Regions from separate parts of the Homo sapiens genome. Here region 2 is linked to region 1. Evidence: chromatin contacts called from ENCODE Hi-C or POLR2A ChIA-PET data. All regions are on one chromosome and are shown on one strand. Each heading gives the region's core, a stretch centred on a gene start or an enhancer-like site at or near the end of the contact. The rest is flanking DNA. Distances are from core to core; before and after follow the strand shown.

Evidence for each region. Hi-C counts contacts between places; a loop is a spot of excess contacts on that map. ChIA-PET counts read pairs that join two places held with the same protein, here RNA polymerase II (POLR2A). Pooled maps may share reads with other maps.
Region 2: a loop to region 1 is called in a map of naive thymus-derived CD4-positive, alpha-beta T cell, with 2.3 times the contacts of the local background. The contact joins the enhancer-like site here to the promoter of LINC01802 in region 1. A Hi-C loop is called at or near these places in 1 of 168 maps with a recorded cell type or tissue (naive thymus-derived CD4-positive, alpha-beta T cell) and 4 of 50 pooled maps. POLR2A ChIA-PET finds 5 or more read pairs at or near these places in 6 of 52 experiments (AG04449, AG04450, GM12878 and 3 more).

The regions. Positions count from the first base shown.
Region 1 is chr2:207,256,941-207,263,847 of GRCh38, forward strand. It overlaps LINC01802 (long intergenic non-protein coding RNA 1802), which reads left to right and starts at 3,505. Exons shown (of 3, transcript NR_146973.1): 1 at 3,505-3,627.
Region 2 is chr2:207,140,878-207,147,784 of GRCh38, forward strand. All of the region lies in intron 1 of KLF7 (KLF transcription factor 7), which reads right to left. Among named protein-coding and RNA genes, the nearest start is that of KLF7, 22 kb to the right of the region's middle. RefSeq lists an enhancer at 1,405-1,906. Within about 2 kb of position 2,979, at least 30 of the 41 ENCODE cell types and tissues checked have a DNase peak (open chromatin) inside an H3K27ac peak, as active enhancers do; they include GM12878, where a contact is called at or near this core.

The DNA of each region.
Region 1 (6,907 bases), core at 2,255-4,754:
TGGCCTCTCAACTGCCTGTAAGGACACATGGGACTTCCCTAGTGGTCCTGAAAGCCGTTCTCTAGAAAGACCCTGTGCATGTGGCAGGGGGAAGGGGAGAGCAGGCAGTGCCGAGGGTGGGAAGGGCGGGAGGCAGAGCCTTGTTATCCAAGCTGTGAAAGCGCGTGTGTCAGTGAGAAAGCATGTGTGTTCTGAAACCGACAGCACCGGATGGAAGCTGATTAAAAAGTGTAGGGGAGCAGCTCCCCCAGGAGAAGTCTTTTTCACCTTACCAAGCTGGGCGGGAGTGGGGACTCTCAGACCCCTGGGAACAGTGGAGAAAGGAGAGTGGGAGAAGGAACTTTCCCAAAGACAAGACAGTGGGTGCAGCAGGTAGAAGGGCAGTGGGTGGAGAGGATAGAACATAAAGAAACGCCTCCAAAAGAAAGGACCAAGAGATACGGAGATATTTCTGGGAAGCCTAGGGAGCCCCATGGCCTATTTCCTTTTCCTTCTGCTCTTTCACTGTAGCTATAAATATTTATCTTATGAAGAAGCATCCTCCCTCCCCACCCCAGAGGGATTTATTTAAAGCCCACACCATCACGATCATGCAAATATTTGCTGAGTGCTATTGTATAGGGTCCTCTGTGAGGACACAGAAGATCGTTTACCTTCTCACCTTCCAATGCCTTGTAAAACACTTATGGTGTGCCAAGCACCATGCTGCCCCTTATTTTGTTAGCTTTCTCCTTTTAGCCACCCCCTCAGGTACACAGAGCTGGTAGCATGAGGCCCATTCTACAGAGAGCTGGAGCTCCGGGAAAGGGCTAGCGGATGGCACAGTCATGGCTGACACTATTTCCACCAGACACCCTGCTCCCTGGGGGTTTACACACAGGAGGTCTAGCTGCTTAGACATTAGGTTATCACCTATTAAGCAAATGGAGAAGCAAAACTTCAGAATTTCTGGAAGGGTCTGACCCATCTGGTCACCAGACCCTGCCCACAGTGCTGACTATCCCTGCTATTCTTCTGGTCTTGAATTGTCAATGAACGCTTTTATGTGCAATTGTACACCTCCCCAGCCCACCACCACCACATCGGATTGCAACTCCTCCTGGCCAGGAGCTGAGTCTGGGGAGCTTTTGTGTTTCCTGACAAGGCTAAGAGGAAAGGCTTGCAGAGAACAAATTCAAATTTTCTGGTTGATTGCAAGCACACTTTCAGTCTCTTAAAACGAGAAACCCTACCCCAGCCACCTTTATTTCCAAATCCTCACGTTGAGGCTGGTGTCTGCCGTGGTGGTTCTCCCAGGATGGTAGCTGTGTCTGCATTCCTTTGGGTTGTTTTTTGGGCGTATGTGCATATGTGTGTGCACACATGTGTGTGTCTCAGACTGTATTGTTACATGCCCTTCTTCGAGGGTTTTTCTCTACGAGGCTCCCTGCTGACAAGCAGGACATGCACAATGGCAAAAGTGCTTTTTCTCTTAGACCAATGAGAATTCATAATCCACTTCCTACAGAAGCCCAGAAAGGGAACCAAACAAGCAGCCCTCTTCTCCCCCAGCATCCTGAGTCATGTCACAAATATTCTACACTCTTTTCTTCTAATTTATGTTGCTACAACTTCAAGGTCATTGGGAAGCTAGGAAAGAATTGGCCCTGCCTGGGGGAGGCTTTTGCACCCAGCACACAGCATTCTAACTGCCCCTGCTTCACTGCCAAGAAGGGAAGGTGTGGTTCACTTTGTCCTTATTTGACCAGAGGCTAGGCATGGAATGCTGCCTCAGTGCCTGGACTGTAAACTCCTGAGGCGGTCATAAATAGGCACTCGGCCTGGTATGGCTTCTTGGCTAAACATTTGCACAGTAACACAAATGAGGCAGCAGACATGAGTCAGGAGGGAGAAATCAGCTCAAGAAGGGGTGGGGGCTGGAGCTTAGGCTTCTCAAGCCTTTGAGATGATGCTTTAGCCAGAGATACTCAGCTGAGCCTCCAGGGACAGACTGCGGGCCCTCCCCCATGCACTGCACCACCTGCCAGATACATTTGCAAAGCAGCTTGTAAGACCAGCTAAGTAAAGAGCTACTTGTCCATACTCCATGCATGAGGCCAACAAGGACCTTGTGTGTTTCTGAAAGGGGCAATAAAAAGACATTAATTATTTTATCCAGATTGAACATTCACAGTTTCATCCAAGGTTATATACAAGCTGAGAACTTAAAGCTCAGGGATGATACTGACCCTGCAAGGTTAAGTCTGGTAGAAATATGAAAAGATAATAGTTATATCATTCCAGTGATCATTGTTAAGTGCTCAGTGATCAGTGGATCACCAGATTTATCCTTGCTTCCCAGAGACAGGGTGCCAGTGGCTGGTGGCCAGAAGTTTTTAAGCCCACACAGCATGTTTCCTATTCTCTGCTGGGGACAATGAAAGGGAGAGCCTCTCCCAGCTGCTACATGCCACCCTCTAAAGATCAGAAATAAAGTATGTGCTGAAGAAATGAATGGATTATTTCCTTTATTCATTCACAATAAAACACAGTGCTGCCCCGATATTGTGTTTCTCCATAGTAAGTCTGCCTCCCTCTGCTCCTGTTTAACAATTACGGTTTGCTAGGACTGCAAAGACCACAGATTGGGTGGCTTAAACAACAGAAATTTATTATCTCACAGTTCTGGAGGCTAGAAGCCCAAGATGAAGATGTCAGCAGGGGTGGTTGCTTCTAAGGGTGTCTCTCTTTGGCTTGCAGATGATCACCTTCCTGTGACATCTTCACAGGTCTTCCATCTTCACAGGTCTTCCCTCTGTGTCTGTCTACATCCTAACTTCTTCTTACAAGGACACCAGATATCATGGACACCATGGATTAGGGCCCACCCATATGAGATCATTTCATTTTCCCTCTTTAAAGACCCTATTTCTAAATGCAACCACATCTCGAGGTGCAGGGAGTTAGGACTTTAACACATAACACAATTCATTCCAATAACAACAATTATAATTTTTTGGTGTCACAGGGCCAAATAGCTTAGTCCCCTCCTCTCTGTGTCTGCATAAACATTTTGGCAAACGCAAATACTGCCCCTGACACAGACAGACACAGGATCTGCCCTTACCATGTCTGCCCACACCCTCTCTCCAAAAAAGGCTCTATCAAATAATTCCATGGCGTTTCAGGTTGTAACAACAGAAAAAAAGGTCTTTTTCTTTACGTATGAATTTTCTAGTCAGTCTTTCTACTGCTGAAGGAAAGGGGCAGTGACAATGCCTTGCCCTTTGTTCATTTATTCCTACCACCTGATTCACTTGTTTTGGTATGAAGGCAGCTTCTGTCTGGCTGTCTCATTATCAACATCACATGTGAGCAGTTTATTTTGGTAATAGAATGAGGTTTCATTTATTTTGAACATAAACTGAGATTCAGCATTTCACCAGCCCAAGTTGTAGGAAAAACTCCAAGTGGCAGGGTTATACCTGGTTCTCTTCATCCTGCGTCTTTCCTCCACCAGGTAACCCCAGATCCCATGAGGTGGCAGTGTCACCATTGCCCCAGCCCAGAGTCATTTCAAGGAGGAGCAGGTCACTTCCTGATTCCCAAAGCATCTGCCTGTACCATTGAAAACTTATTCCTGCTCAGGTAAGTCCTAACTATCCGTCCAGCCCCACACAGCCCTTTTCAAGAGCAGGAATGCTGAGCTCATGGGATGAATTTTGGTCCCATAACTACAGAATAGTTAAATGGGTAAGCATCAAGAAAGAACACACCTGTGATATTTTTGATGCTTTAAAAACTCTCATTTAAAATGTCCTGTCCCTCAACCCATGTTGAGTGTGTGTGTTTTGTTTTTTGAAATACTCCTCTGAGCTCAGCACACTAGAGACATGACAAATTTGGTGTTTTGAACCATATGCCCGTTTGAATTGTAGAGATGCACATTGGTTAGGTTTTTAGAGCACCTTCTGGTAAATTAAGTCAGAGGTAGATATCAATGCTGGTATATACTCAAGCAGACAAGGAAAATTAATTGCAAGAATGGGGCGGGAAAATATCTTCCATTTATCTTCTTCCTATTTCAAAATTCAAACCTACATTTCTAGAGATTTAAAGATATGACGATAAGGAAGTTTTAATTGGCCAAGATTTGAAGCTAAAGAGGCTAACCTCAAGGAATTAGTATTATTTGTTTATCTACTACTTATGGGGTATAGAGCTGTATACTGAGTCATAGTTAGACATGTAAATCTCTATCGTCCAGGATCACATCATCAGAGTAAAGAGACCAAAGATGCTTGAAACTGTAACAATGGAAAGCAGGAAAACCTGATCAGTTCCAACTGGGCAGGATGGACATTCCGTTTGGGGTTCAGAGTGGGAATGATCACTGCAGTGAAGGGGTCTCAGAGGAGGTGACATTTGAATTTGGATTAGGGGCTTGGAGTGGGAGAATGATATGCCAAAACTGTTGTCAGGGGTGAGTTCCCTAGCACAGGGCACAGGATGTGCGGGGGCAGGTGGGGAGCAAGCTTGGGAGGCAAGCTTATAGACCCTTGCCACGGCCCAGGCACAAGGCAATTCACACGGGAGCTGAGGTATGGCAGTGGTGAGTAGAGGCAGAGATGGGTGGGTAGAGGAAGAGACAGCATCTGTGAAGAAGAATAAGCAGAGCTTTGAGTCTACCGACTGTGAGGAACAGAGGACAGGGACCAGGGTCCTGACCACCGACCAGCTTTCAAAGGAAGACGGCTGCCCACGGGGAAGGTCTGGCTCCTAGACCTTCTTCCTAGCTGGGCAGCTGTCTCAGCTCCCTCTACTTCTCACATGCTCTTAAAATAGCAGAACTGTCCAGCATGCTGGGCTTTCCAGTGGAGTCCAGGCCACCCCAAGAATATAGCCCTGCCCTCTGAACAGGTAGGAAGAATGTTCAGGGCACAGGTATGAATTATCCAGGGGCAGTTGTCAAACAAAAAGTCCCAGAGCTCCCTCTGGCTTCAACCCCAAAGCAAGATCTCCATTCCAACTGTACTCAATCAAGTGGACATAGTCCAGCTATGACTGGGATCATTTGGACTTCATATCACATATCTTTGTCCCCTTTTGGATATTGTCGTGATTTTTTTTGTCGGCCCCTGTTACGCATCTATTGTCTTCATTCCCCTTTTCCAATATCCCTTATTTCTATTTGAATTTCTCATATGATCCTGGGACTTACGTGGTCTAGGTGAGGTTAATCAGGCATTCCATCCACCTGTTCTTGTTGACATATTTAAGCTTCTGGTTCAAATGTCACCTGAAGCCAGATACCTCTAAACTTTTCATTTATATGAAATAACTTCCCTTTATTGTTTGAGCTAGTTTGAGCTCGGTACCCTCTGCTTGCACGTAAAAAGTCCCTGACGTGGCCCAGTGTGGTGGCTCATGCTTGTAATTTAAGCACTTTGGGAGGCTGAGGTGGGTGGATCACCTGAGGTCAGGAGTTCAAGAACAGCCTGGCCAACAAGGTGAAACCCCATTTCTACTAAAAATACAAAATTAGCTGAGCATGGTGGTGCACACCTGTAATCCCAGCTACTTGGGAGGCTGAGGCAGGAGAATCACTTGAACCCTGGAGGCAGAGGTTACGTTGAGCCAAGATAGTGCCATTGCACTCCAGCCTGGGCAAAAAGAGTGAAACTCCGTCTCAAAAAGTCCCTGATGCAGGCTCCTTGTTTAATTATGTTATTGTAGAAAGGGCTCTGGGAAGGAAGACAGAACATGGTCACTCCAGGCCCTACTCTGGCATGAACCGGGCCTGTGTCCTTTGTCAAAGCTCTGTATCTCTCTGGGCTTCAGTTTCTTCATCTTAATGTGATGAGTTGTTCAAGCCAGTTGTTAGTGATCCTTCTAGCATTGGCATTCTGACTCACAACACCCCTGTATATTGAGACTCTAGTGAGTTTGGCCATGCACCTCATGATCTGCCTCAGTCTGACTCCACGCCGTGGCCTATGAATACCAGGTAGACTGCCACCACCAAAGACACTGAGGAATTAAATGTGGTACCAGATTTGAACACATGTAGACATGAATGGACAGTAGCATGCACATAGGTTGGATAGTTAGAGTGTTTTCTTTTCTTTTTTTAGGGCAGAGAGGACATTGGCAAGCATGAGAAAGGCATGGGCTGGGGTCAATATGTCTAAAATGTCACTTTTAGACATATTGATCTGGGCTGAATAAAAGATAACCAAAAAAGAAGGATCCAACTCACTGTGGGAGATTTCACACTTAAAGGGAGGTTCTCAAACTTGAATTAGCATCATAATAGCCAGGTAATTTTGAGATGGGTAAGGATAAACAGAGAGCCAGAAATAGAGAGAAAAACCTACCTGGAGATGTTCAGCTGGAGGCAGTGACACAGCTGTGAGAGCTGAAACTGGGGACCAAATTATATCCCTGGGGATGTGGGGAGGAAGAAGATTGGAGCCTTAGGGACTTGAATGTCAGAGACAACCACGTTTTGTAAGGAAGAGAAAAGGAAAAGGAAAGGCCATTAGAAGGTAAAGGAGGAGGTCAGGCATGGTGGCTCACGCCTGTAATCCCAGCTTTTAGGGAGGCAGAGGCGGGAGGATAGCTTAAGCCCAGGAGTTCAAGACCTGCCTGGACAATATAGTGAGACCCCCATTCTCTATGAAAAGGAAAAAAAAAAAAAAAGACAGAAGGTAAAGGAGGAAAGAGAAGGGAAGTAAGTTTTGCAGTTACTGCTCACACATGGAAACCCATGAGTGTGAGTGTTAGGAAAGCCAGGGAGGAAAAGAACAGTGTAGAAGAGGCATCCTTGGGCTGATATCATGGAGCAATTTTCCCATTGTCCAAGGAATGGGCAGAAGAGAGGTAAGAAAGCCAAGCTCAGGTCAGGGCAGCAGCACCCAGTCTGTGG
Region 2 (6,907 bases), core at 1,729-4,228, 120 kb before region 1:
GGACACCAAATCCTTCAACTTTGAGACTTTTTGTAAGTATGTAAAATAAAAGACAATGTGGAGTCATGGAGAGAACACAGACAAAAGTCAGGATGACTTCTGCCTGCTCCTTCTACATAATTAGCTCTATGCGTTTCCTCAAGTCATCTCATCTTCAGTCTCTGGTTTCTTTATCAAGAAACCAAAAGTATTAGTATATATATAGAGATATATAAAATGGACTATATATATATCCTTCCCAATGGTATGAAAATCCTCCGTGAATATAATAAATTTCTCATGACCAAATCTTGTTTGCTTAGGGAACCAGGGTATGAGGAAAATGGAATTCCCTACTCTGATCCCTCTGCTTATAGCAGTGCCATGCTCCAGGTATCTCAATTTCAGACTCTGGACTGCAGTTTCTGCTCAGTCTCCTAGACAAGGTCCCATGATACAAGACCACATACTTGTCCTTAGGGTGCTGCAGTAGGTAGATGCTATTTCTGAGGATGCTTTCCTCTAAAAGGTAACACATCTTCCCATAAATCTAGGTTAGGAATCAAACTCAAACACATTCAGGGACTAGGAGCATAACATACATTAGTGAAACAGTCAAGGAATATGACAATAATGAGGGGTGGGGACTGTGGTAAACTGGATAGCACATGCCATCTAAAAGGGGAAGTTGGTACATAGCACCAGCTCATCGATATCATGTAGAAAACAGAGGTCCAGAGTTGGCAAGTGTTTTTAAAGGAAGCCCAAATCTTTTGGGGTTTATGTGGAATCTCTCCAATTGTTTCAATGTTGGCAATGAGTATTAAAAAGTTAGAGTGCGTGAGACAAGCAAAGGGCCCACAGCTGCCAGTCTGAGCCTTCTGTTTCAAATGAAAGCAGAGGCAAAAGAAAAAAACAGAGGCATATTTGGGCAGTTCTTTCTTCCCTGTGGATCCAAATTATGGTATAACTGTCTCTTAGGGTAGTTATCAGCTGGAGAACCTTAAGCCTCACGTCCCACAGTTTCCCTAAGAAATCCCTTATTTGAGGAGAGACCCAGCTGAAGGAAATAATGATGAGCTGCACTTTCATTCGGCCCTGCTCAGCTCCTCCTGCCCCGCAGTACTCGGCTGGAATCCCTGCTCTCAATAAGAATCTTGTCACAAGAATGAGAAATCTGTAGAGAAGGCACCATGAAATGTCAAGCAGGAAGAGGCAAGAGCTCTGACAAATCCAATGAGCCTTGAGGTCTGGCACCAAGCTTTAAACTTCTTTTGGGCATAATCAATAGCTGCTCAATAAATACTTCTTCAATGAATTTTTTAAAAATCTTGATTAGGAGCTACTATTATTTTTCATTGCATGCTCTTCACTGAGGTGACTGGGAGATTGGTAGATTTTGCCCAATAAGATAATGAATGCCTGGGGAGAAAAAGCTCTGCTAAGATAAACAGGTGACACCTGTTTGAACTCTGATGGCCTTTCAGGGCAGGGTCTGTTATCTTGTACTTCTTTCAAATTAATTCAACAGTTATTTACTGAGCTTCCACTTTATATAGGACATTGTGCTGGAGACTTCAAGCGATTCTAGAGCTCAATATCTGCCTACAAGGTGCTCATGGTATCACAGGAAGAGAGGGATAGAAATACATGCAATTCAAGATAACACAGCACATGCGACTAAGCACTAGGCTGAATGAAGTGGTATGGCAACACAGAGAAGGAACCCACTCACTCTCCCTGCAGAGGTCAGTGAAGGCCTTGTGAAGAAGTCACATTTGAAACAGACCTTGGCAAATGAGTGAACTTTTGCCAAGTGGAGAAAGGGAACAATGACATTCTAAAAAGTGCACACAGTGTGAGCAAGGGTGTAGAGAGGTGAAAGCCCCACTGTGTGTCTGGAAAAGGATGAGCAGTCTAGGATTCTGATGAATGGGGTACACATTACGGAGGAGCAAGAAATGCATGCCCTCGGGCCTAAAAAATGTCTTCTATTTTTGGCTGACAATTACATTGGTGGTTTGCTCTGGGTTAAGCTTTGCCAACGCACTTCTAAAAGGCAGTAGCTGTTTCTCTAGATCTTCAGTGATAACTCAGGGAAAGATTAAAGAGCTCAAAAGATATTAGTGAAACCCAGTAGCCGTATTAATGTTGCCCAGTGATATTCCTGAACCTAAATGTCAAAGAAATCATTCAAGGCATTTTCTTTTTCAGACTGATACTCCCAATTTAGAAAACAACACAACAACAAAAACATAACAAATCAAAATGAGGACAAAACCCAAAAAGATGGAAATAAATACTATCAAAAAAAATCTTAGCTAAAATACAATGCCACTGGATTAAGCACAGAATTAAACTCATCTCTGATTTGCCTGGTAGCTGAAGCAAAAAGATCAACAATGAGTTAGGAAATTCTCATCATCAAATAAAAGAAACGTCAGTTCCTCAGAGATCAGTTGATCTTCACACGTAAAGTTTAAAGTAAAAGGAGGAGGAGGAGAAGAAAATGAGGAAGAGGAACAAAAGAAATGACATGAAAAAAAAAAATCCCTCCATTTACCAAAAAAAAAAAAAAGTTAAACTGTTTCTATTTAAAACCCTCAAGTATTTTGTCAGTTGAGGGAACTGAAGGTTCGGAGTCTGGGTATGTTTTTCTGCTTTGTAGCCTCTCTCTGTTGATGTTTTTCTGGCTTTCTAAGCAAAAAGGAAACCTCACCCATTCCTGTAGACATGCATTTATGACCACATTCTCCTGGCCAGTAACCCTCAGTGGCTCGTGGAGGCTCTCTCAAGGGTGGCATGTCAGGCAAATGGATTTGGCTATGGAGCTACTGCTTCTGTGGCTACTACTCAGATTCAACGCAGGCGCCTTCAGCGAGGGCTCCAGGGCAAGGCTCACTCATTAAGGACAAAATGTGCAGGCACATTTGACCTTTGGAAATCCAGCCCTGGTCTGAAGCTTCCAGATTCAAAACAAAAGCTTCAGGGCCGGAAAGAGAGTTAGAGGAGGCACACTTCCTAGCTTGGGGCCCATCCCCCACACATTCCCCCTGTGACTGAGAGGCTCACAAAACCAATAGAGCAGCATTATTAACTCTGCAATATCATAAGAGAGGGCTTCGCTCTCTGCCTTGGTGGAGAGAGAGAGGCCAGGGGAGGGGCAGGCTGGCTCCAGGGGAAAGCATGCTTCATTAGAGTCTTAACTCAAGGGAGGCAACTGCTTGTGTAAGCGCAACAGATGAACGCAATGTAGAGAGGCTCCCATAAAAACCCTGGCCCTGGTCTAGGAGTCGTCACAGCGGGGGGGAGAAAAAAAAAAAAAAGCATAGCTAGACTGAGCAAAGGCTGGGTGGCAGAGAGCTGTCATTTGGCATAGACTTCCAAAATGCCAGCAAGTGAAAAGTCATGTCAAGGGACTAACCTAAGGCAGAAGTTTTAAATGTGTCATACAAATGGGATGCTCCTTCATCTGCAGTCACAAATTTTAAAGCATCCACTGTCAATCATTTTTCACTCTGTTTTCTTGGGTTACCGACAAGTACCCAAATGAACACTTATACATTTTTTCACCAGAACGAAATAATAGCTCTACTTCATGAAAATGACACCACCAACCCTATCCTTGTGTTCCTTCTGATTTGCCTAGGACTCCCACCCAGCTGGGTCACTGTTTCCCTCTCATAGGTCATATGACCCAAGCCAACTGCCTCTATCACCAACTCCCATGATACCCAATGAACACAGGGTGGCTCAGTCTTCCCCTTTCTTTGAAGATCTGTGCTGGTCTTTCGGTCATCCTGCCACTATCCCCAAGCAGCTTCCATATCTGTCATTTCAGGGCAGCAAATCTGCTGACATTAAAAGTAAACCAACTAAGTTTTCAAACACATCTTAGTCCCCAAATCCTTCCTCCAGTCATGCAGATCAAGTAAATGTCTTATCTTTATGAAGTCGTGGTTGGCTTCAGCTTCTCCAATTCTGGCGTTTGATTCTAGATAGAAGGTTAAGTACCCCCTGTTGCACATCAGACTTGCATCAATTCAATCCATTTGCTGTTAAAGAAGCATCACACTTCCCAGAAAGGTTTTTTTCCCCTTTAGCCACATACCAAGCCAGAATCAGACAAATGCAGCCTGAAGTATTTTTAGTTATTATTCACATTTGTCAACAGGGACAGTGACAACTCACCAGTCCGTTCTGGGGCAGAACTTAAGGAATGGAACTCTCGTATCTATATTGTAAAAACGAATTGCCACCACTGATGACCATAACTACCTGCTGCTTACATGTATACAGACTTTGTTAGGAAATACTGTGCAGTAACGTATCATTAAGACCTTACTGGCAGGCTCAGTCAAAATCTCTTATTTGACATGATTTAATATGTAACATGGAAAGACCCAATAACTTTTCCTATTCTTCACTCATTTTTTTCCAATGGAAGAAATACTACAAATACACTAAGAAAGAAGTTGAGAGTTTCTTTTAATGAACCTTTAAACAATAATACATCTATTCAACACTGGCAATATACCTACTATATAAAGTATGACAACTTTTTTGCTTAGCAAGATGAAAATTACAGGTAGATACATGGATGGGAAGTTATCAAACCCAAAAAGAGACTAATCATAAATGAAATACAGGTGTCAGTTGTAAGTGTTCTCAATGTCTGTTCCATTTTAGATTCCTTTTGAGTGGTAACTGTAAACTTTCAGGAAAAGTTTTTGAGAAGAATATTTTTGGGAAGATGAGTAGAAATATTCCTTCATTATGTCAGATGTGACTGTGAATGTCACTAAGGAGTATTCTTTCCTGGCACCCTAATCTTTCCCTTATTTCCCAATCACAATTTAAACTTCTGTGCCTATTTATCTTCCAGGTCCACCTCTAGACTTTAAGTTCCACAAGAGCATGGGCAATGTCAGGTTCACCACTGCATCCTCAGCACCTAGCACAGTGTGGGGCACACAGAAGGACCCCAGGAAAGGAAGAAAGAGATAAGGAATGAGGAAAGGAAGGAGAAGGGTGGAGAAATTAAGTGAATGAACTAAAGAAAGAGAACCAAAAAATCACCAAAGAGAAATAAATTATAGCGATGAAATTGAGCATTCTCTACTTCCTTCTCAAGAGTTGCAATGGTTTATTATGAACGAGTGTGACCATTCTAATGTCTTCATCCCTTGCTGATGGGTGATGGACCCTGCTCCAGCAAGGGCCAGTCAACTGCAGGACTACAAGTAAATAACATTCTGATATAAAGTGACCAACAGGCAAGTGGACAGGTGAATACATAAAGCACAAAGCCCTCTATGCAGCCAGGGTGTTTTTGAGATTCTCCTGTTCTCATCTCTTCATACATATCACCCTTCCTTCCATTGAAGCTACCATGTATATTCCCCACATTCTCTCCATTTTCTCTTGCAGGTTACTTTGGGGGAATTCAAGACACACTAGAATTAAGCATATCTTAGATCACTCCCCTCCCCTGAGGACTCCCAGTCACTTTCTGGCCTATGCTCTTCAAGTACCAAGGCCTGGAACAATATGGATTTGCCCCCTTCCCCTGAGTCAGACCAATATAAAGCTGTCACTGCTGCTTCCCGTCTTGCTTTCTGCACCAGACCCCTTTCCCTTGCTTTATGGGATCCTCCCCTTTACCTCCTCTGGAATATTCCCTTCTCTCAGTCTTCCTTCTCCTTAGGGGACCCTTTCTGTTGTCCTGTGTTTCCCTTGGGGATCTCCACTCCCACAAGTAAGTATCTTCCAGGATATCCTGGAAGTAAGGCTTCTGGACTTCCTTTCTTCCTTTTACTTATTCCTGCTCAAGAGAGAAAGTGGTAGCATTGGAAGAAAAAACAAAAAGAAGAAAAAAAAACCAGAAAAACGGAAGAAAGAGAAAACAGTGCATGGCCCATTTGTCTCTCATCCGGCCTCTTTCCTGGAGGGCTTTACTCTGCCCTCTTCCATGGGGGAAGCAGCTTGGGGCCAGAACATGAATGCCCCACTGATGCCCAGATAGGACAGGTAGGGCACGGACATTCCTGGCAACCTGCTATTCTATGCAACATATACTTTCCCATGGTATAAGTCAGCCCATGGGCTAGAAGGGGTTGGGCACAGGGAAGTATGGGGAAGCTAAATTGAGACTGCACTTGCCAATTGGGTATAAATCCAGTTTCATTAATAATAAAGCTGATATTTGACCTCTGTCTGGTTCCTATACCTATCTTCTCAAATAGGTTAAGAGAGGGGTGAAGTGTGGCAAATTTGTTGCTCCCATTAAAAGAACAGCAATTGTACTGTAATTATAGACAGTGGTTAGTGGTCCAAATTATTGGTCCTCTTAAGATGCCTGCTGTTTTTTCAGTTAACAAATAAAATTTCAAAAAACAGAAACACAGGATAACATAAGTGGTCCACCATTCCATCACCTAAATTGCTCTTAAAAAAATTAAAAGCAATGATCATATATGAAGGTCAAAAACATTGAAACAGAACAGAAAAGGTATAAAAAGTAAAAATCTGACTTTCTTTGCCCCCAGCACTCTCCCCTCCTTCTCCCTCAATTTGTCAAGTGCTTATATATCCTTTTATTTGAAGTGTTATGCATATCAGCATACATAATAGACACTTTTATTCCTTCTTTTTTTCCCTCATTTACAGAAGATAATTGGCTTTTCATTTTAACAGCTGAAAGGCCCCAGGTGCAGAGTGGCTGGGGCGGAGGAGTCTGAAGGCTTCTATCCCCCACTCCACCCTCTGCCATGGCTCCCCTGGCCCCATAAAGGTTTCACCCCTATTTTCTAGGTGTTCTTACGACCACACCCACCCAATTCCCTCTGAGAAAGTGGCTCAAAATAAAATACGTCTTAGGATAGCTACATGAGATGGCGCCATTGGGAGAAGCTGGCGAAGCTCCTGT